Regions from separate parts of the Homo sapiens genome. Here region 1 is linked to region 2. A link is a loop called in an ENCODE intact Hi-C map of the cell type or tissue named here. Cell type or tissue: MCF 10A. All regions are shown on one strand. Each heading gives the region's core, and the rest is flanking DNA. Links, peaks and the distances in the headings are about the cores only. Region 1 overlaps TARID (TCF21 antisense RNA inducing promoter demethylation). Region 2 overlaps TARID (TCF21 antisense RNA inducing promoter demethylation).

Region 1 (11,613 bases), core at 1,251-9,250, 110 kb before region 2:
TGTTCAAGCTGGCTGATAAAGCTCAAATCATACATATTCCAGTAAACAGGAGAAAGGAAGTCAGAAGGAAAGGAATAAAAAGGCCCTCTTCTCAAACGAATTAGCTCCCCTTCGAAAGCCTTCTAAAAATCCCAAACAATACTTCTGCTTACATTTCATTAATGGGAATCTAATAATATGTAACACCTAATTGCCAGGGGTGTGCAGCCATTTAGCTGGATGTTTAAAAGAGACATTTATTAGTAAATAGCAGTCTCTGCCATATTTACATTATTTGTATTACTTTTAGAAGCCTGTAAGTTCCTTATGAGCATGTTAATTATATTTATGCATCTTGAAAAGTATATATCACTAAGTAGAGCCTACTCATCTCCTGCTACCTGCTCAGATTTATGGATATCCTAAGTCTTTTGATAGTAACACTGTCATTAAGCTATAAATGTTGTATTTTATGTTGAATTTTCTCAAGATGGGGATTTCCACTCATTGCTTACTAAGGTAAGAAAGCCTATTTGTCTAAACCTTTCCACAGGCAGCAAATTATTAGTATGGTAGTATCTCCTTCTTTTTTTTTTTTTTTTTAACTTCACAAAGGATCGTAAGAGCAGATCTTTATTTTTTTAAACAAAGAAAATAGCTTGGGTATATTTCCAGGAGAGAAAATCCTTTTCTATTGTAAATTTGTTGACTTTAGCACCATCAGATGATCAGGCCTCCATTTCCTCCCAGGGACACTGGCGAAGAGGAATGGGCAAGATGCTTTTTTTTTTAATATATAAATTGCTTAAAAGCCCATCCTCTTCTTTGGGATGATGCTAAGTGCAAACTACTTGCCCTGCTCCTTAGATTGTTGTCTATCAACTCTTCTACTTTTTCTTCACTTTGCTCTCTTATACTCCAAACCAGCATTAGAAATCATAAACCAAGGTGAAGGGTATATGAGATTGACATTGGTGATGGGGTGGAGTTATGGGAGGGGTTAATTCCCACTCTACCAATCCTTGCTTCGATGTCCCAGTTTGTGGAGGTACAGGGTACATACAACCGCATCCGGCAGAGGCACAATTCGGAAATGGAACTAGCTACCTCCTTGTCTTCAGTTTTAGAGTTGAACTGAGCCAATGGAAGGTTGATTTAATGGTTGTCCTAATGGACAGATGTTAAGGCTCCCTTTAGACTCTTCTGGTCCTTAATTCTACTCACAAGGGTCTAAGTCTCTGTCGGACTTTTCTCTGCCAAAGACATCCTGAAACACAACACAATCTCTCTGGCATGGCTCTGAACTCCACCTTTCTCCTGTGAGTACAATAAACACAGAAGTATTCATGCCCTTGCAAGGGATCTTTGTCAGGTCTAACAGAAACACCTAGAGAAATAGAGGCATATCGGTTTGTTTATACTAACTCCTCCCTTCTCCAACGTATCCAATCAGGTTTATAGCAAATAACAGATGTTGTTAATAATCTAGTAAGAACCACTATTATGCCCATTTTCCCAGGAGTGCAACTGAAGGATTTTCTGTAAATATACTAACAAGTGACAAATTGTTCACGTCTATTTTCATGAAATGTTTTGACTGCTGAAGTTGTTCTATAGCAGTTCATTAAAGGACCCATAAAATATGTAAGTTTACATTTTATAAAAAGATCATCAGGAATTTCTTGGCTGATAGTATTTCTTGTATTAAGCATCTGTTTTCTATTTTCTAAAGGCTTGCAGCAGTGGTTGTCCAATTGTATATCAAAAATAGTTGATTTAAGTTGGATGAAAACATTGTAACTTCTTATTAAAGATTAGTAACCCACCAATGAAGCTTCCTTAGAAGGCAACCAGCAATGTGTATGTAGCACATCTGGTTTCAAAATATTAAAAAATGATAAACACCCACCGATACAATCCATCTGTTCTATCTGCATAATTGTCTTATTTTTAAAACTAGGACATGCACTGAGCTTAACATTACACAAAGATGAAGAATTTTGCTCCTCCATGTCTAGGCAGTAATAAATGATTGAGGTCAGCTTTGGAGGAATGTCATGTTTATGACTACATATGTAGGCATTCTGGAAAACTAGCTAAAACCTTATTACAACATAAAAAAGCCTGTCCTTCCCTTAAAATTGTAGGAAAAATCAAAGGGGATAGAATATTAAAAATCACTGACTAATATTTTTAATCGAAGAGAGTCAAGAGTTCAATGAAGACTATTAGTTTAACACTATTAATATCAGCTACCATTTATTAAACAGTGTTTAATTTGTGCCAGACACTATGTCAAGCACTTTACATGCATTGTCTCCTTTAGTCCTCATAACAACCTCTTCGAATCCCATTTTAGAAAAGAAAACTGAAGCTCAGACAGTTAGGTGGTTTATCCAAGGCTACATGGCTAGGGCATGGTGAAGCCATGATTTCCATTTGGGCGGCATGGCTTCAGTGCCCATTCTTTTATGCTCTTGGTGATACAACACAAAATATCTTTTAAAACAATTTAAGTTTCCTTAGAGTTAATAGTTTTTTTCTAAAAGCTATTCTCTTAAATATTAAGAACTTCTTCTCTCCAACCTGCATCTCATCCATAAATTCATTATAACATGAACAATGATAATGATAATAATTAACATTTGTTAGTGTTACTGTGTTTCAGATATTTTTCTTTTTCTTTTTCTTTTTTTTTTTTTTTTTGAGACGGAGTCTCGCTCTGTCGCCCAGGCTGGAGTGTAGTGGCGCGATCTCTGCTCACTGCAAGCTCCACCTCCCAGGTTCACGCTATTCTCCTGCCTCAGCCTCCTGAGCAGCTGGGACTACAGGCGCCCGCCACCACGCCCGGCTAATTTTTTGTATTTTTAGTAGAGACGGGGTTTCACCGTGTTAGCCAGGATGGTCTCGATCTCCTGACCTCGTGATCTACCCGCCTCGGCCTCCCAAAGTGCTGGGATTACAGGCGTGAGCCACTGTGCCTGGCCTTCAGATACTTTTCTAATCTCTTTACAAATTAATTCAATCCTCATAACCCTACAAGATATGTACATTTGTTTCACCTCTTCTTGACCCTTTTCAAATAAGAAAAATGAGGCATAAGAGTTAAATAACTAGCTCAGATCATATAACTAGGACGTGAAGTTCCTAAGATTTGAACTCGGGAACTCTGGCTCCAAATCTATACACGAAATCATTATACATGTACCACCCATATTCCAGGAGCCATGCTAAGTGGTAGGTATTCATTGTTGAATAAAATGAATTCAACACTGTTGAATTTTATTCAACAATGAATAAAACATGGTTGGCTGGGAGCAGTGGCTCAGGTCTGTAATCCCAGCATTTTAGGAGGCCAAGGTGGGCGGAACACCTGAGGTCAGGAGTTTGAGACCAGCCTGGCCAACATAGCAAAACCCTTTCTCTACAAAAACTACAAAAAATTAGCCGGCCGTGGTGGCTTCTGCCTGTAGTCCCAGCTACTTGGGAGGCTGAGGCAAGAGAATTGCTTGAACTCAGGAGGCAGAGGTTGCAGTGAGCTGAGATCACGCCACTGCACTCCAGCCTGGGTGACAGAAAGAGACTCTGTCGTAAAAAAAAAAAAAAAAAATACAAACTATGGTCAGCTTATTTCAGTTAGCATAATGTTTTTAAGCTTCATTCATGTTGTAGCACATATCAAAACTTCAGTCTTTTTTATGGATGAATAATATTGCATTGAATAGATATATCACATTTTGTTTATCTATTTATCTGTTGAACACTTGGGTTGTTTTCACCTTTTGGCTATTGTGAAAAAATGCTGCTACAAACATTGGTTTACAAATAATCTGTGTGAGTCCCTCTTTTCAAGTCATACATATATATAAATATACACACACACACACACATACCTAGGAGAAATAAAATAATGTAACAGTAAAAAGAAAAAATTATCCATACCTTTGGGGGAATCACATTTTAGTACAAGACGACAGAAGTTTAAACCAGAGATTAAAATAATATGATATTGCTATATTGGTAGTTAATGTAGGGTGCTAGGAGAACTAAAAAATGATGAGTCTGGGGCACAGAAATTCAGAAAAGACTTCACAGATGACATTTGAGCAAATTGTTAAAGGATGAGCAGGTATTCTCAAAGACGAAGGTGGCGGCTAATAGGATTGAGAGTAAAGAAAGGGCAGGAGGGTGGAGAAAATATTTCCAACCAAGGAATTCTCGTAAACAAAGGCTCAAAAATGTGCCGGAACCCAGCTGTGATGGTTAATTTTATCTGTCAAGTTTCTGGGCCACAGGTTTCCCAGATATGTGGTCAAACATTAATCTAGGTGTATTTGTGAGAGTATTTTCAGATCACGTCAGCATTTGATTGATGGATTGCCCTCTAGGGAGGGTAAAGCAGTTGCCCTCCCTAATGTGGGTGGCCATCTAATCAGCTGAAGGCCTGAACAGAACAAAAAGGCTGATCCTCTGCAGGAGGAAACTCCTTTTCCTCGATCTGGGACATTGGTCTTTTCCTGCCTTCAGACTCGAATTGGGACATTGGCTCTTAGGTCTTGAGCCTGCTGGCCTTTAGATTGGCACTTACACCATTGGCTCTCCTGGGTTTCCAGCTTGCTAACTAGAGAACTTGGGACTTCTCAATCTCCGTAATCACGCCAGTACCTTATAATAAATTCCTCTCTCTTTCTTCCTTTCTGTCTCTCAAATATGTTTGTACCCTGTTGGTTCTGTTTACCTGGAGAAACCTGACTCATACTGACAATTATAGTTTGGCGTGGCTATATGTAAAGTCTGTGAGTGGAGGCAATGGGGTATGCTTCTTCATAGTTTCTAGAATTAGAAACTTTACACTCACTTTGGACAATTCTCTCTTCTTTACCTATTATATTTGCAGATTCTGCTGACTCATCTTCAGAATGACATCGTAGTTGTTCACTTGTTATTGTAGCACCCAATGTCTTTGGCATTCGACTATACCTTAGCTTTCAGCTCTCTCTTCATGCCCATACTTGATCCCTAGCTATTACTGGCATGTTTCATCACATGCACTTCCCTCCCTTGGTTAACTGTTCACGCTGCTTCCTCTTCCAGTGTTGCCCTTTCCCCATCTGTCTGACTACACTAAACTCATGCTTAAAGGTTTATGAAACAATGCTACCTCATAAGGGTGGAGAGTTCTATTGCTCCTCTGTTCATGATTGTATTCCAATGTCTAGGATAGTGACTGCAACATGAGAGAGAAAGAGAGAGAGAGAGAGAGTGGGGAGAGGGGGTGTTGAATGGTAATAAGCTGACAGCATTCAGAACCTGGGATAAATTGTCAGAGCATTTCTGTTCCACCCATACCCCCTTCATAGTTTGGTTACATGAGCTCAAATTCATTTGGGTTTATGTCACTTGCCACTGAAAAAGCTCTGGCTAATCCACTATCTATAGAGGTTTAGCCATTAAAAGTATGGAAAGAGATGTGTTACAAAAAAATTAGTCACAAGAATGAGACTCCAGCATTCTCTATTGCCTCATGCTCTTCCAATCCTTTAGGATGTGTAAACACTAAAATTCTACTGTAATCGGAGGACCACTTTGAGCATTGGAGAATATCTTATCTCTGGGTGCATTTTTAAAAAAGGATGTTCACTAAAAGCTAAAAGAAGCACTTTATAGTCAATTTATGAACCAACTGCTCTTTTAAGATAGCAGACTGTCATTTCATTTGAAATGGAGGCTATGCATTGGCTCATGTTTGATTGTGATGTCTTACATTTATCGTAAAACAAGTCTCATCATCACATTGCTTATTTATTCCATTATGTTTGATTCCTTTGTATAGTAAGAAGAGATAATCATCTCATCACTTAGGACTTCCATAATTGTTTTGTTTTGCATAACAAACTATTTTAATATTTAAAAAGAAATATTATGGCTAAATATTCTTTTGGTTTGCATAAAAAGAAAATCAGACCCCTTTTCAGATATAATACATGTGAATAGAAGTTAGGATTATTATAGCTCTGAACTCCTGTTTTTATATCCTTATTGCTTTATGAGTGAATTGATGAAATAGCATTCTCTTCTAACCAGTGAAAATCTCTAATTCAGAATATGTTTTCAAATCTTTGTAATAAAGAGAATTTTTCTGGATGGGCATTCGTGCATAATTTCTCCTCAAATACCCAAGTTATAAAATACAACTTCAAAAAAAATGTTCTGGCAGCCCATAAATACGGGACCTATTTCAAAATTACATTTCTACTGGAGCCATTCCTCAGGTTGAAGAACAAAAAGACAGAAAGCAATAATCACACAGAAAGAATGTACTGAACATTATTGCTTGGGCTGCAATTAGACTTTGGTATGAATAATCCAAAATTCTTCCTTACATTAGTTTCATGTTGGTACTACAGGCTACAGAGTGCCCTAAAGAATGATGTCCTTCCTCATATTACAGGTAAACTATAAAACAATATGAGACCTATTGTCTAAGTTACCTCTAAGTCTGCCTTTGAAACCTAAGGTCCTTACTAAGTTCTCTCATCAGGAAGGACATCCTCCTTAAAATTACTCACCCTGTTTTCAACACAATATAAATCATGTGAAAATCTTCTGGTTCCCTTCCCCCCTAGTATTTTGTTTCTCCTTTTTAGAATGTAAAGAGTCTTCACATATTTTACACATTTTAAGTGCCAAGCATCTTTATTAATGAGGGAAGCACAAAAGTCTTCAAAGAGAGAAGTAGAGGTGGAAAGAACAAGCCACCCCTGGACCTGGATCACTACATGGGCTCAAGACATGGACCAGAACACAGGCATCCTGGCTCCCAGTTCATAGTTCTTATTGACTTCTGTGTTGCCTTCCTCTTTTTAGAGAACAGTTCCACATAAATATATAAAGCTCTCCAAAGTTTATTTCAAAGCATATCTCTTCAGGTAAGCCAATGAAAAAACCGGCTGTCATTAACAAGCCTATGAACAGAGGTAATCTGGTTCTTTGTTAATAGAAGTAGATTGGAGATTTGTAATACAGTGTTCCTAGACCCCATGCGCTGAAGTGCCACAGAAAGTCATTAAGAGAGTCCTTTATGCTTTAATGGTTCTATAGCTGTTAGTAGTGTGGGAATTTTTCAGGACATTCAAATTTTCTTCCACCAAATAATAATATCTAGGAATGTTCTTTGATATTCTTATAAAGCGGATGTTTAAATTTCTCTCAGTGATGTTATTTAATGCAGTGAAAGGGGGAGAACTAAATAATGATTTGCAAGATATGAATATTCCAGAATCTCTTAATATTTACTGATCTCTTCAGGGGGAAGCTCATAGTTCTTCTCTTTCCTGCTTCTACCTTTCTAAAATCCTTCAATGGAAAAGGAATTGTTTTTGGTATTGATTGACAAGTTTGATTACTAACATATTCTCTTTTCCAAAATTCCAATAAAGCTTCTGTTGTGACAAAAATAGATAAGAAACCAGCAAGCCCAATGTTATTATTTATACATTGTCACTGTTGTCCTCATTCCCTTTGCATGATATTTGATTTCAAATATCAGACCAGCCATATTTTTGTTTATAATGCAGTGACATTATCAAGATGTAGATAGTTGAGCCATGAAATACCACTTTTCTCAAATAGTAGTTTGATAGCAGGAAATGTTAAGGTTTTTTGATAGAGAAACAATACGTTATGAATTTCCCTCACTACATGTTTGCTTATGCAGTATATTTCAAAAATTTCTCTATAATCATGTGTGTAGGCATCAGATCTTGGAACCAGTGAAAATACAAATACTTTAGAATACATGTTAGGAATATTTATTTTTCCCAAGCTCAGAAGATAAATAACAGTATTTTAGTTGTTGCTGTTGCTCCTTACCTGTTATTACTCTTATAAAAGTATGCATGCCTGCTAATTTTTGTAGCATTCATGGCAAAATCTATGGCTCTAGATCCTATATAACTATAGTTAAAAGTACAACACAGTGGCCTTGGTCATTCCACAGTAGATAACAGGGGGCGATTGTCCTAAAGGATTTGGATGAATTTTATAGAAAAAAAAAACTGTATTCATTGTACAGGAGCAGAAATATGGCCAACCAAGTGGAATATAATTAGCAATTCCATAAATGTAAGGACAGGATTTTCTGATTTAGAGCATAGTAGATGCTTAATAAAAAATTGTCAGATAAAACAGAGTGAATGAATGAATAAACTGATGAATTATAGATATACTACGAAAACATCAACTTCCAGGAGTTTCATTCAGAAAAACACAATTTAGAACAGTGTAGGTGCCTTTTCCCAAGAAAGTTAATGCCTCCTGCATATGATGCAAAACATACAGTTAGAATTGACTGAGATGGGATGCAATGCACCAAATGTGATTTCAGGTCTTTTTTACACAAAAGTTATAAAATATAAATGGAGGTCCGTTTGGTTTGTGTTGTTTGGATGTTCTCTTCCCTGATAGAAACAGAAAGCATCCCGATAACTCTTTCAGCACTTGAGGCTTATGAGAATATATAATCCAAGTAGGGCAGCTGAGCAACTGTATTTACTCAAACTGGAAGAAAAGAAGCTCCATGAGAAAATATAACAATTTCAATGTCATTGCAGGGCTTTTCACTATGTTTTAGCTACAGATTGAAAAAACACTGCAAGAGAAAAGCTGAGGTTAGATCCAGGATAAAATGAGTCATGTTTTAACGACTGAACGGAACCTTCAGATTATGGAACACAAGTGCATTTATGTCAAGATTTGTGGACTGGGTGGACGACACTAGACGATCACTGTCTTGATAGGCCATTTTTTACGAACCAATTTCGGTTTTTCCTTTTACTACAGCAATTGTTATTCTTGTAAAACGATCTTTGAAAAGTAGCATTTTCCTTGTCTTCGTAACCTCACATTAAGAAAACACCCATATTTCTACTTTATTTATCACAGAGGAAGGCTGACTCCCAACTTTAGAGAGAACAAAGTTATAGTCTTCTAAACACATGGGTGGTAATTTGAACTTGACCTAACAGAGTCAAACTTACAAGTAGCCTAACTTTCAGAGATAGAATGCATGCTCTAAAGACAGAAAGCTATTTTATTGCTGTAACTTTCAGGATGGCATACATCTTTAAAAACATATCCGAAAGGTGAATCAGAGATTATCATGAAGGCCAGTCTCTACTATAGCTTTCTTATTTTCTATCCATTACACAAGAGTTAAACAAAATGTTTGAATGGAACGTTTAATAACAAAAGACATTTATGATGTTTACTTAATGTTTTGGACCATTAAGCATCAATGACATGAGTTATTGTATGTAATATCTAGCCAAAAATCTTTTGACCAGGCTACATTTTACTACTCTTGGAGCTGCCAGCATCCCGATTTGAAAAAAAATCTGTGGTCGAATCCTAGTTTTCTCCGAGGACTTTGGATTTGAAAGTATCTCATGTTGCCAGAAAGTACCTTTTGAAGTTTACATTAAGATGGATATTTATTTATTTTTTCCCTATAACAATGACAGTGGTTGAGATAAACTGTTTAATTCTAAATAGAAAACACATCTGCTGTGTCTGCATTGTTTGTGGTTGCTGGAGGGGTGACAATTTAAACCAAGTAGCACACATGACATTTTAAGTGAGATGTTGTATGAGGGCTCACAGCTGCTGACAGTGTCCTCTTCTGTTCAGCTGGGTTCAGCGGGGCTGCGGGAGCCAAAGCCCCCATTAGTGAGCCCACTGTGGATGGACAGCTCAGGGTGTCTTGGCTTTCCTTCATTCTCAGAGTGGGAGACAGGCAAAGGAGGACTTAAAACCTGCTGCTTTCCTTAGTCATAGTTACCGGCTCATTTGTTAAAAGAAATGTAACATATTTTTTCCCAAAACCTACCCCCCAAATCATATTGGTTTTCTTTACCCCCAAATCATATTGATTTTTGTTTAAGAATGTACAGAATATGCAAACTAACTTAGAAAGTGGATATCTTTGTTATATCAGTTTCTTCTACGTACTTTTCATGTTTCATTAAAGCTTCAAATATTTCTTCACATAGTCTTTCATAGTTCTTACATTTATGCCTAGGTGTTGTACATTTTTGCTGCCATTTTGAATGTGATCTTGCTTATCTTTATGCTTCAAAGCTCTTGTTTGTGTGAAGGAGAGTTAATGATTTTATACATTATTATTGTAACCAGTAGACTTACTGGTTTTTTTATTATTTCTAATTGTTTTTCAGTTCACGTTCTACAGAATTTTCTTTGTAACTTATGATAATGTTACTTCCTCTGTTGTAAATATTGTATTCTTCATTTAGTTCACTTATCAAGTCAATTATTAAACACTTCCAAAAAAATTAAATGATAATGGAGATAGAGGGCATATTTATTTTTTTCCTGATTTATAGAAATTTTCTCCTATGGTTTATCGGTAAGCCTGATGCTACTTTTGGTTTCATGGATTTATTGTTCACATTCAATCTATAAAAATTTTAGTATGTATCTATAAAAGATAAAGATATTTTAAAAGATGTAACTATAATATTAATAATTATTACAGTTAATAAAATATTATCAACTAGTCAATAATCAGATTCTAATTGTCTCATAAATATCATAAGGAATTTTTAAAAATCAGTGTCAAAAAGATCCACATATTATGATTATTCAGTATTTCTTATGATCTATAATCTCTTTTTTTTTTTTTTTGAGACGGAGTCTCACTCTGTCGCCCAGGCTGGAGTGCAGTGGCGCTATCTCGGCTCACTGCAAGCTCCGCCTCCCAGGTTCATGCCATTCTCCTGCCTCAGCCTCCCGAGTAGCTGGGACTACAGGTGCCCGCCACTACGCTCGGCTAATTTTTTGTATTTTTAGTAGAGACAGGGTTTCACCGTGTTAGCCAGGATGGTCTCGATCTCCTGACCTCGTAATCCGCCTGCCTCGACCTCCCAAAGTGCTGGGATTACAGGCGTGAGCCACCACACCTGGCCATCTATAATCTCTTTTAACCTATAGGTTCCCCACTTCTGAACTTTCTGTCTTTATTTTCTTACTTTTTGAATTTTATATTGAAGAAAGTAGACTATTTGTCCTGCAGAATTTCCCAAAGTCTACATTTTGCTGACTGCATTTCCTTGTGTTATCTAACATAACCCCTTGTCATCTATGGTTTCTGTATGTTGGTAGTTTGATTTAAAGTCTTGTTTATTTATTTATTTATTTATTTACTTATTTAATTATGGTCATGGTGCGGTCCTCCCTCAGGAAGTACATAATATCTGGTTGAATTTCTCTTTTGTGATCAGTGCCTAGATCCATTAGTTTATCAGTAATGATGATTTTCTAATTCTATTGTTACTTCTTGTAGGGACTGAATGTTTGTGTCCCCCCATCCCCAAATTTATATTTTGTATGTTGAGACCCTAATGTGATGGGATTAGTTTTGGGAGGTAATCGAGATTACATGAGCATGGATTTCAGGGGAGAGCCCTCCTGAATGAGATTAGTGTCCTCATAAGAGTCTCAAGAAAGCTTACTTCCTTCTTTCTTACATGTGAGAACACCGTGAGAAAATGACCATCTATTGGCAGAGAAGTGGACCCTCACCAGACACCAAACCTGCTGGTGCCTTGATCTGGGACT
Region 2 (11,613 bases), core at 1,250-9,249:
AAATTAAAAATTAGCCAGGCATGTTAGTGTGTGCCTGTAGTCCCAGCTACTCAGGAAGCTAAGCTGGAAGGATCCCTTGAGGCCAGGAGTTTGAGAGTTTGAGGCCGCCATAAGCCCTGATCACACCACTGCACTCCAGCCTGGGCAACAGAGGAAGACTCTATCTCAAAAAAAAAAAAAAAAAAAAAAAAAAAGACTAAATTCATCTGCCAGTTTGCAGAAAATACAGAGAACAGAGAAACATGTTGAACAGCACCATGAATATGCACTCAGCAGGTCCAGATGGTAGAAACTACAGGGCACATGGCCCAGATTCCTCAACAAATAAACTGTAAAGAAAATGATAGAAGAGGATTTTGTATTATGAAGAACCCAAAATTCATTACATTTTAAAAAGGCTAGACTAAAAAATACATTAAATATCTTCCTTCTTTTTCAATGGTCCAGCATCCAAATCCCTGTGTAATGTTTGAGGACTTTGCATCATGAGTCAGATATTCTATTTACCAATCTCCTTTGGGAATAGGGATGGGAACATGACCTAGATGCAGCTGGTCAGATGACTCCACCAAAATCACCTAGACTTTCTACCCTGTCATCAAGTGTCAAGAGAGGTCTGCACACTGGGAATAACCACCAGCTTCTCCAAAAATCTTAACTCTATTAACATATTAAGACAGACCCTAAAAACCCAAAATAAGCAGACATCTCTTCCAATAAGTGCACTGAGTCTGAGGCCACTCTCTCCCTGGGCCTTTGCCACCATTTTCAGGGGCCAGAAAGGACCTGCAAATTAAGCCTAAGACAAAGCTACCCCAAATTTATTTTCCTCTAGTCCACACTCTCTGCCTTGAATCCATCCAGGAATACTCTCATTTAGCCCTTTTTCTCTGTTTATATCAATTAGCAAAAAAAGCCCCATGCTCCCAGTTAACCCCCTTATCTCTTTATTCCCCATAAGGCTTAGCACATCCCTCATTCTTACCTCCCTCCCACCCTCCCCAATCCCAGAAATCATTTCCTTGTGCCTTCTGAAATGGTCCACATGCCATATTGTATGTTTTGCAATGGGCACAACAAGTTCTCTCATTCCTATGCTTCTGCAAATCTTTGCTTGAATGTCAGCCTTTTCATGATACCTTCCTGACCACACCATTTAAAAACTGCACATGTAAGCCCCTCTACACCCACCCTTCTTATCTCCTGTAATGGTTAATTTTATGTGTCAACCTGACTGTTTTTCTGAAGAACCCTAACACATTCCACTTACTCTGCTCTCCTTTTTTCTAAAACATTTATCACTTACAATCATCTTACCTAACTTACTTCTTTATGGTATCCATTGGTATGGTCTGTCTCCCAATAACTCACTCTCCCCGACCCTAACCTAGAGTATAAGTTTCAAGAGGGTGGAGGCATTTGTTTATTTCCTTCAGAGATATTTCTCGAGTACCTAGAATGGGGTCAGGCACAGTCAGTTTCCTGGGACTGATTATGCAGCCACCTCAATGATCTTGTAAGTGAGACAAAATCCTTTTGAATAATTATATTTCTGTTTAAGTCAGCCAGTGAGGATTTCTGTTTCTTTGCTAACAACTAAGAACACCCAAGTATTGGTCTTTCGAAAATGGATGAGGAAATTTCTGAAATATTCATAGGTTCAGAAAAATATCACTAAAACTGAAAGAGAAAATAGTACAAGAGGAGGTGGTCCATCTAATTAACAATCAACATATGATGCTGATGAGACAACTGATCAAGAAAACTCAGAGTGGAGAAAGTTACAACATGTGGATTTAAATGTCCTTTACATTTGATCCAACATCACCTAGGCAGCCTATTACTTTACTTCCCTTTTTAGAACTGGCCAGGAAGACACAGCAGAGAAAAGACCTCTCATAAAAGGCCATGCCTGGGAAAGCCCCAGCATGGATCCATATGGTTTGTGAGTCTTTTTCCCTGTGACATTTTTATGAAGGTTATGTATATGTCCCGTTCATCTTCATTCTCCCGGTGCTAATTGCTGTCTATTGGACCCTGCTACTGTGTACAGAGACCACATGCTTCCCCTGACACTGCCCCGGCTGTGGTGTGCCACATGGCCCTGCTGTCCTCAGATAAGAACCTGCTGCTGTCTGACCACAACAGCTGGAAATGTTCTGCCTTGAAGAGCTTATCGTGTGGACACTCAAGTTGAGCTATGACAGTCGACAAGCACACAAAATGAGTGGATTCTCTGGGGGCAGCGTATGGCAACTGAAAGCTTCCCATGTCCTGTTGGACATGAGCTTCATGTTTGGAGTTGATAATGAGGTTTTGCCTGGACACTTCCTGTGAAGAAAGCATTGTGTTGAAGGCAGCAAAAAGTTCAAGAGAGACATGACCGCAATTTCTCTAACAATCGGACTTTCTCTGAGCCTCTCAGTTATTTATTTCTCCTTGTTGAGGACTAGAAAGAAATGAAAGAAGATAACCCTTAACATCTTCCTTTCTCCTCTATGTCCTTAATATGATATTTGATATATACAAAAGAATATGTGTGACCTCTTTATGAGTCATAAAGTGTCCACAATCCAAGAATTACTACATCGCCAAAAATTAGCCTCCACTGGGTATTCTTTCCTAGCCCTCCCTCTCTGCCTCCCCCAACCCAGGATGACCAGGATCCAAAGTCTTATGTTTTTAATTTCCTTGCTTTCAAAAATGATTCTATCACATATGCCTATATCTTAACAAGATAGTGTTTAGTTTCTGAGTGTTCTAAAAGTGGTATCATACTATCTATAGTATTCGGGACTTGCCTTTTCATCACTTAACATTTTGTTCTAAGTTTTATGCATGCTGCTCTGTGGTCATTCACTTTCACTGTTGTGTACTAGGACTTTGTATGACTAGACCAGGTTTATTTATTTGTATCCCTGTTGGCATTTGGGTACTTTCTCACTTTTTAGAAGTCTGAACAGAGTTGCCGTATTATTCTGTTTTCACAGTGCTATAAAGACATACCAGAGAGGGTAATTTATAAAGAAAAGAGGTTTAATTGACTCGCAGTTCTGCATGGCTGGGGAGGCCCCAGGAAACTTACAATCATGGCAGAAGGGGAAGAGGCACCTCTTACATGGCAACAGGTGAGAGAGAGAAGTGCATGAAGGAGGAAAAGCCCCACACTTATCAAACAAACAGATCTCATGAGAACTCACTCACTATCATGAGAACATCATGGGGGCAACTGCCCCCAGGATCCAATCACCTCCCACCAGGTTTCGCCCACAACTCATGGGGATTATGGGGATTACAATTCAAGATGAGATTTGGGTGGGGACACAGAGCCTAACCATATTAGTTGCTCTAAACATTCTTGTCTTTGGCTCCTGGTGCACTTGGGCTACTCTATGTCCACCTAAGAATGGATTTACTGGTTATTTGCATGTTTTGCTTTACAAGATAGCACCAAATTGCTTTTCCAAAGCAATTATTCTACTTTACCAGCCATGTATGAGGTCCCAATGATCCACGTTCTCTCAATATTTGGTATATGTGATTACTCAGAAGATTTGTTTAGTGAGAGGGAAGAAATTTTCTCTAATGTGAGCGAATGAACTAGCTAATGCCACTCAGGTTGAGAAAGCTGCTACCAGCTACCAGGCTTGCACTTTGAGATGCATGACTCCTTTTTGTTTTAATATGTATTTTTTAAAATTTATTTATTTTAGAGACAGGGTCTCACTCTGTTGCTCACACTGGAGTGGAGTGGGGCAATCACGACTCACTACAGCCTCGACCTCCTAGGCTCAAGTGATCCTCCTGCCTCAGTCTCCCAAGTAGCTGGGACTACAGGCGTGTGCCACCACACCCAGCTAATTTTTTTTGTTTGTTTGTTTTTGAGATGGAGTCTCGCTCTGTCGCCCAGGCTGGACTGCAGCGGCGCATCTCTGCTCACTGCAAGCTCCACCTCCCGGGTTCACGCCATTCTCCTGCCTCAGCCTCCCGAGTAGCTGGGACTACAGGCGCCCGCCACCACACCGGGCTAATTTTTTGTATTTTTTTTAGTAGAGACAGGGTTTCACTGTGTTAGCCAGAATGGTCTCGATCTCCTGACCTTGTGATCTACCCGCCTCGGCCTCCCAAAGTGCTGGGATTACAGGCGTGAGCCACCACACCCAGCCCACACCCAGATAATTTTTTACTTTTTGTGGAGATGTGGGTCTCCCTATGTTGCTTGGGCTGGTCTCAAATTCCTGGCCTCAAGCGATCTTCCCACCTCAGCCCCTCAAGGTGCTGGGATTATAGGCATGAGCTACCTACCATACCTGGTCTTAAGATGTATTATTTACACTTGTCAATGCAGCGGTTCCTTAGGTGTGGGACATGCCAGAAAGTAACACGTGAATGATTCAGTTGGAGAGAAAACACAGATATACTTATTTTATGGACCATTCTAGAACTCCCCATCTTGGAAGAAAGAAAATTTTAGGGCTCCCTGACCCTTGCACTGATGATAGAAAAAACGTAAAGCAGGTGATGTGTTTTCTAGATATCTTCACTGCTCTGATGCTGATGATAGCTCTGTGCTGATGTCCCTAAGCTTATTCCATCATTCAGAACACTCAGATTTGCTTTTTTCAGGAAGGAGTGTGTGTGTGTGTGTGTGTGTGTGTGTGTGTGTGTGTGTAGATTTGAGAATACAGCCTTCAGTTTTCTCCTTTTACTGGCATTAAAGTATGTGTGTTATCCTCAGAAGCAAGGCATCAACTCAATAATGCCCTGGTCTGCTCTGTACTAGTGAGAGGCTAGCATCCTGGTCTAGGTTACATGTAGGAATTTTGTATAGTGAAAATTTCAAGTTAGGCAGGAAAGAGGACAAGGCAGAAAGGCAACTGGAAAGGCCATAACACCAGTTAGTAAGTAGCCAGTTAGTTGACTCACACTTGAGGCTAAATCAAATCTCATTTTGAGAAAATTTAGGCAGACTCAGATTTGCTGATTCACTTACATGCATTTAATTTAAAGTCTGAACTTTTTCTTTCAAATATCAAACATTCCTATATTTGGAAAATCCACATTTAGAGCTGCAATTTCTAGTAACCAACTGGCTGATTCATATTACACAAACACAAATTTTAATGTTTAGTGAGTTTTCTGCCTCTAAAGTTTTTCAAAAGTCCTGGAAAATACATGATATATTCAAGGTCACAATTTGCTCTTGGGATTTCTGAAAATATCTTTGCTGATTTATGGCACAGTAGCCCTTCTCAAGCAGAAGAGATCTTGCTCATTGGGTATGCACACTTGGATAAAGATGTCCTTTTGTAAAAATGGAAATATTTTTCTGTTGAAAAAGTAGTGTAGAAAAGAAGGAAACAATGGAATTGACAAGCTAAAGAAGATTGTGAATTGTGAAAATTAAATGCTATGGCCAAAAGATACTTCCTCTCTTGTTCCTTGTCATGAGAAGTATGTACTTGTGTAATAAATAAGCTATTTGCCATGCTTTTTATTCTTTGACTTTTAAATTCACTAAATGTTTTCCAAATTAAGCAAAGGAAATTGGAAGATAAATTTATGACTACAGTTTCTGGGGAATAAACTTGAGGCCAGTTGGATATGACTTGAGTGAAGTAACGGTGGTGCAATAGAGCAGTGAAATCAGAACAGTCTAACTAGCCAATAAGGATGAATCATAATGCAATATAATCCTAGGTTTGGAGGGATTTTAAAGGCCATCTAGCCCAGCAGCATGATTTATACTATAGAATATTTTAGCTCAGCAATAGAAAACCAAAATTGTGAAGTTTTTTGTTTTTTAGAACCAATCCAAATTGTTCTGGCAAAATCAGACGTGTATTCTAAGCTCAAATTCCAATATATTAGTTTTTTGATCTATAATCTGTGGATGCACCACAAAGGGAATCAAGGGGCCCTTTGAAGTGGAATGCAAAATTTTGTGGGATTGTGTGCATTTACGCTTTTGTCTGATACAGTAAATATTGATCAATATCACACAAATAAACAAAAGGTCTTTGGAATCCTCAGTATTATAAAAATGTTTAAAAGAGTCCTGAGATCAAAGAGTTTGAGAACTATTGTTTTATACATTACTGTTATTTTTCATTTCCTCCACAAAATAAATTCTAGTACAGTCACATGCCACATAACATTTCCGTTCATGACAGACCACATATACAACAGTGGTCTCATAAGATTTTTTATACCATACTTTAACTGGGTGGAGTTTAGCTGCACCTACTGCAATTTTCTCAGAATAATATGGAGATTGTTGATACAACTTAGTCAGAGAATTGGAATGAAATGAACATCCAGAAGGCCTGTAGTGACAGTGGTGGAAGCAGTTGTTACACAGACAGCTTGCCAGGTGACCCTAGCTGGCTCTAAATGAACATGCTTTGGAAAAGAAAAAAAATGGAAAAGTAGAATGGCAGGAGAAAAAACATGAAACACAGGAGACACCAATCTCTCGAGGCAAGGGTATTCTCGATGTTTCTCATTGCCACTGCTTTTCAAAACAAAGCACTAAAGGAAGACTGCTATGGCTAGAATGTTTGCCCCCTCCTAAACTCATGCTGGAATTTAATTCTCACTGTAGCAATATTAAGGAGGGCCTTTACGAGACGATTAGGTCATGAGAGCCCTGCCCTCATGAGTGGATTAAGACTGTGATTGTGGGAGTGGGCTCCTGATAAAAGGATAAGCTCATCCCCCATTTGCTGTCTGTCTTGTGTGCTCACTTGCCCTTCTGCCATGTTATGATGCAGCAAGAAGGCCCTCACTAGATGTAGATCCTCGATCTTGGACTTCTCAGCCTGTAGAACCTTAAACCAAATCTCTTTCCTTTATAAATTACCTGATTTGTGGTATTCTGTGGCAGTAGCAGAAAACAGACAAAGAAGATCCTTTATGGATTTTTTTGTTTTGCTGGAAAATAACATTTTAGGAGACAGCTGTTTTGTAATTGACCTTATGGGGCTTAAAGTTTGAGAACCATATTTATATTAAATGCAATTTCACATTCTGTCACAGTTTCTGTTACTGTTTTCACAAAGAGTTAACTTAAAATACTAAAAAGAAGAGAAAGGTAATTTCTCTTCTGATTTTCTACTATGGGAACAAATTGAAAATTGAATGATGTAATGTATTTACAGTAATGTATATATATGCTGTATTTACTTGTGTTCACATAATCTAAATTAACAAATGTTGTAGGAGAAGCATGTTTGAAGTCAGGCAGACTTATGTTTGAATAAGTGTGATCTTGGGAAAGTACTTAATATTTCTTGATATTTGCTTCTTCATCTATAAAGTGGAATGTGAAATAGCTCCCTAGCAGAATTGTGGTAAGATTTGGAACAAGAGATGTAAAGGACCCTAAGTACCACACTGGAAATAGTCTATAAACTCAGTAAGTGTTTGCATATTACTTTTATTGCCACTATTACTAATTCATTGTTATTGCTGATGATTTAACAAAAGACTTATTTTAAAGTATGGATACAGTAGATTTGACAATTTTTCTATGAGTGCATTCAAAAACAATATAACACTAAAGCAAGTTACAGAAAACCACCATAATGCTCTTATCAGCAGCAGCAATAAACATATGTTTAGTACACACTATCCATAGAAAACATCTAGGTCTCAAATATATAATAATTTAGAAACAAATAGCTTGTTCTTAAGAAATTTTATAAGCTGTATGTCGAAGGACAATGTGTTATTTTTATCAGGGGCAACAAGCATGCTTTGCCTGTTCCCCTGTATCCCATGCTGGAGCTGGAATCAAGGAGCACTTCTTCCAGAATCCCTTGCCAGCAGGATTCTGGTTCAGAGCCTGAGAACAAGAGGCATTTACATGGAGTGTGAAAGGCTGAGGGAAGGCAGAGCCATTACTACCCCTCTAGCAAGTGGCTTTGACAGATGGTGCAGTTCTGTTGTGGTGTGAGCAATTTCCTTCAAATCACTCACTGATGGTGTGGGCAGCTGAAATCTTGACTGTGGTTTCCTGTGATTTCTGAAAGCTACTGTGGGTTTCCTCAGCAACAAATTCGGCGTATTCTGTTTATTACTGCTGGTAATACTTAAAATTGTTTCTGTATTGCTGAGCCGTCTATGAGTTAAAATGCTTAATAAAGTATCTGAATGACGTTACTTCAAGATGACTCACTAATCAGGGATGAACCAAGAAAATTAACAACGAACTCAAAATAAGGCAACCTGGTTTTGTATACAAATCTGCAATCATATAAGCATAAGTCAAAAATGTCATTCTACACATGTGTTTTCCTATTTGTCAAATGTAGATACTTAGAAAATTCTCACTTAATTCACTGAGCTTACATGAAGATTAAAACCATAACATTGAGGAAAATGTTGTGAAGACTGGAAACTCAAAGTGTCATATTGACCTACCACATTTATAAGTTTAGAATATCTCTCTTGTTTTCCTTCAGTTTAATTATTATAATAATAGCCTATACTAACTCAATCAACCCCCTGATAAAATTAATGTGCATCTTTAATATCACTTGAATTAATAAAACTCAATTATATGTAGCATATAGTATTCAAAATTCTGTAGACTTAAGTATATGGTATATTTGTTTATAACAAAATTTTACCATATCCTCAAGCTTCTACTTTAAATCTCAGAATGTAAATATAAAATTCAGAAAGTCTATTCTCAGATGCTTCCCTCTTCTTCATTATTCTATATTTATTGGAGGCATATAATTCATTTATTAATCATTTATTTATTAATGATTTTCTCAAATTTCTGTACTAGTATTTTTTTCCTTTCTATAAGGTTCATAGTAATTGCCTTCATCTTTGATGATATTTTATACATAAGTCAGACTCATTCATTATCTTCAACATCATCCTACTTTCCCTAATTCACCACCACTGTATCTGTTCACTATATTCATTTCTAATTAGGTGAAATGTACATATTTTAACATAATATAGTTATTAATATAATATTCTGATATAACACACAGGTTTTATTTCATCCTTGAAAGTTTCTATGAAAATCATCTTCCTAGAAATAGAAGAGCTGACAATAACAAGCCCTAAACCTAAGCTAAGAAACCTGAATCCTAGTTCTGCCTGTGTCATTAACTATGGACCTTGGGTAAGTTGCCTAACTGTTTTGTTATCCATAGGAGTTAAGTCATTAGACCATATCATTTCTTTCTTTTTTCTTTTTTTTAACTTTTATTTTAGGTTCGGGGTACATGTACAGGTTGGTTATATAGGTAAACTTGTTGCACAGGGATTTGTTGTACAGAATATTTTGGCACCCAGGTACTAAGCTTAATACTCAATAGTTATTTTTTCTGATGCTCTCCCTCCTCCCACCCTCCATCCTCAAGTGGACCCCAATGTCTATTGTTCCTCTCTTTGTGTTCATGAGTTATCATTTAGTTCCCACTTATATGTGAGATGTATTTGGTTTTCTGTTCATGTGTTAGTTTATTAATGATAATGGCCTCCAGCTCCATCCATGTTCCTGAGAAAGACATTATCTTCTTATTTATTATGACTGCATAGTATTCCATGGTGTATATGTACCACATTTTCTTCATTCAGTCTGTCATTTATGGGCATTTAGGTTGACATCATGTCTTTGCTTTTGTGAATAGTGCTTCAATGAACATTCACATGCATGTGTCTTTATGGTAGAATGATTTATATTTCTCTGGGTATATACCCAGTAATGGGATTGCTAGGTCATGTGATAGTTCTGCTTTTAACTCTTTGAGGATTGGCATACTGCTTTCCACAATGGTTGAACAAATTCACACTCCCACCAACAGTGTATAAGCATTGCCTTTTCTCTGCAACCTCCCCAGAATCTGTTATATTTTGATTTTTTAATAACAGTCATTCTGAATTGGTGTGAGATGGTATCTCATTGTGGTTTTGATTTACATTTCTCTAATGATACTGAGCTTTTTTCATAGGCTTGGTGGTCACATGTATGTTTTCTTTTGAAAAGTGTCTGTTCATGTCCTTTGCCTACTTTTTAATGGGATTGTTTTTTGCTTGTAAATTTGTTTAAGTTTCTTATAGATGCTGGATAATAGACCTTTGTTGGATGCACAGTTTGCAAATATTTTCTTCCATTTTGTAGGTTGTCTGTTTACTCTATTGATAGTTTCTTTTGCTGTGAAGAAGCTTTTTACTTGAATTAGATCCCACTTGTCAATTTTTGCTTTTGTTGCAATTGCTTTTGACATATTTGTCATGAAACCTTTGCCCGTTCTTATGTTGAGAAACATATTGCCTGTGTTATCTTCTAGGGTTTTTATAATTGGGGGTTTTACATTTAAGTATTTAATTCATCTTGAGTTGATTTTTGTATATGGTGTAAGAAAGGGGTCCAGTTTCAATCTTCTGCATATTACACCATATTATGTCTAAGTTACTTCCAGTTGTAAATTTTCTTTTTATTTACATATTTATTGCACATATACTATTGCAAATTTGTTGCAAAATATTTGTACTAAGTACTATGATAAAAATTGTTTAAAAGATTCATAGAGCCTGTTTAAAGAGTCTATATTCTGGAAGGGGAGTAAGATAATTCAAAATAGTTGAATGGAGGAAGAGAGAAGGGAAGGGACCTCTTCATTCTTGTTCCTTATTGTACATGCAATGAATTACACAAAGTCTGATACACAATAATAAATATTGAATAAATCAATCAATATAGAGAAGGCGTAAATGTGCACTAAGTTGCACTTATATAGACTGAGTCTTATTTGATTATTAAAAGTATAATTCAAATCCTGGGTACCGGCTATTAATCTCAACTCCAACTCCATCATTTTATATTATGATTCCTAATTAATTGTTTTCTCCACTAGTGATAGTAGCCATGCCCAAGGAATGAAAAAAATCTGAGAAAGAAATATAGTCAAATGGACTATGAACTACTTAGTACGGATACCAGTTCAGCTGGTTAAATGATTTGATATCAATTTTTCAGATATTAGTTGTATTAGTCCATTTTCATGCTGCTAATAAAGACATACCAAAGACTGGGTAATTTATAAAGAAAAGTGGTTTAATTGACTCACAGTTCAACATAGCTGGGGAGGCCTCAGGAAACTTACAATCATAGTGGAAGGGGAAGCACGCACGTCCTTCTTCATATGGCGGCAGGGAGGGAAAGAATGAGAGCCAAGCAAAGGGGGAAGCCCCTTATAAAACCATCAAATCTTGTTATAACTTACTATCACAAGAATAGCATGGGGGAAACTGTCCCATGATTCAATTATCTCCCACTGGGCCCCACCCATGGCACTTGGGGATTATTGCAATTCAAGGTGAGAATTAGGTGGGGACACAGAGCCAAACCATATCATTAGTCATAGTAATAACTCTAAAATTTGACTCACATGGCTGACTTAAATCACTACTCACAAAAAAGGTCTTACTTAATACTTGTGTAATATGAATTATTATTCAATAAAATATGTTGTTATTAATAATGATAAATTATTTTAAAAATATAATTGCAAGAATCTTTTTTGTGTATGTGGAGGGGAGGACCCTAGGAGCACTGCAGTTGGACTTTCCCTTATTTCATCAAAT

Evidence for each region. Peaks named below come from ENCODE experiments on the same cell type or tissue, not always from the same donor. Only the 100,000 strongest peaks of a DNase experiment are listed, where the experiment ranks them.
Region 1: it touches region 2 in a loop (15-fold over the local background); 2 of 110 quality-filtered maps call a loop at or near these places.

Annotation. Positions count from the first base shown.
Region 1 is chr6:133,586,049-133,597,661 of GRCh38, forward strand. The region is part of intron 4 of TARID (TCF21 antisense RNA inducing promoter demethylation); the gene reads right to left. Among named protein-coding and RNA genes, the nearest start is that of EYA4-AS2, 140 kb to the left of the region's middle. In MCF 10A, for the core only: no CTCF peak of the experiment used is centred there; a DNase peak (open chromatin) is centred at 5,003.
Region 2 is chr6:133,699,650-133,711,262 of GRCh38, forward strand. The region is part of intron 4 of TARID (TCF21 antisense RNA inducing promoter demethylation); the gene reads right to left. Among named protein-coding and RNA genes, the nearest start is that of LINC01312, 120 kb to the right of the region's middle. RefSeq lists an enhancer at 2,041-2,185, a cis regulatory region at 2,105-2,122 and a silencer at 7,969-8,169. In MCF 10A, for the core only: no CTCF peak of the experiment used is centred there; a DNase peak (open chromatin) is centred at 5,642.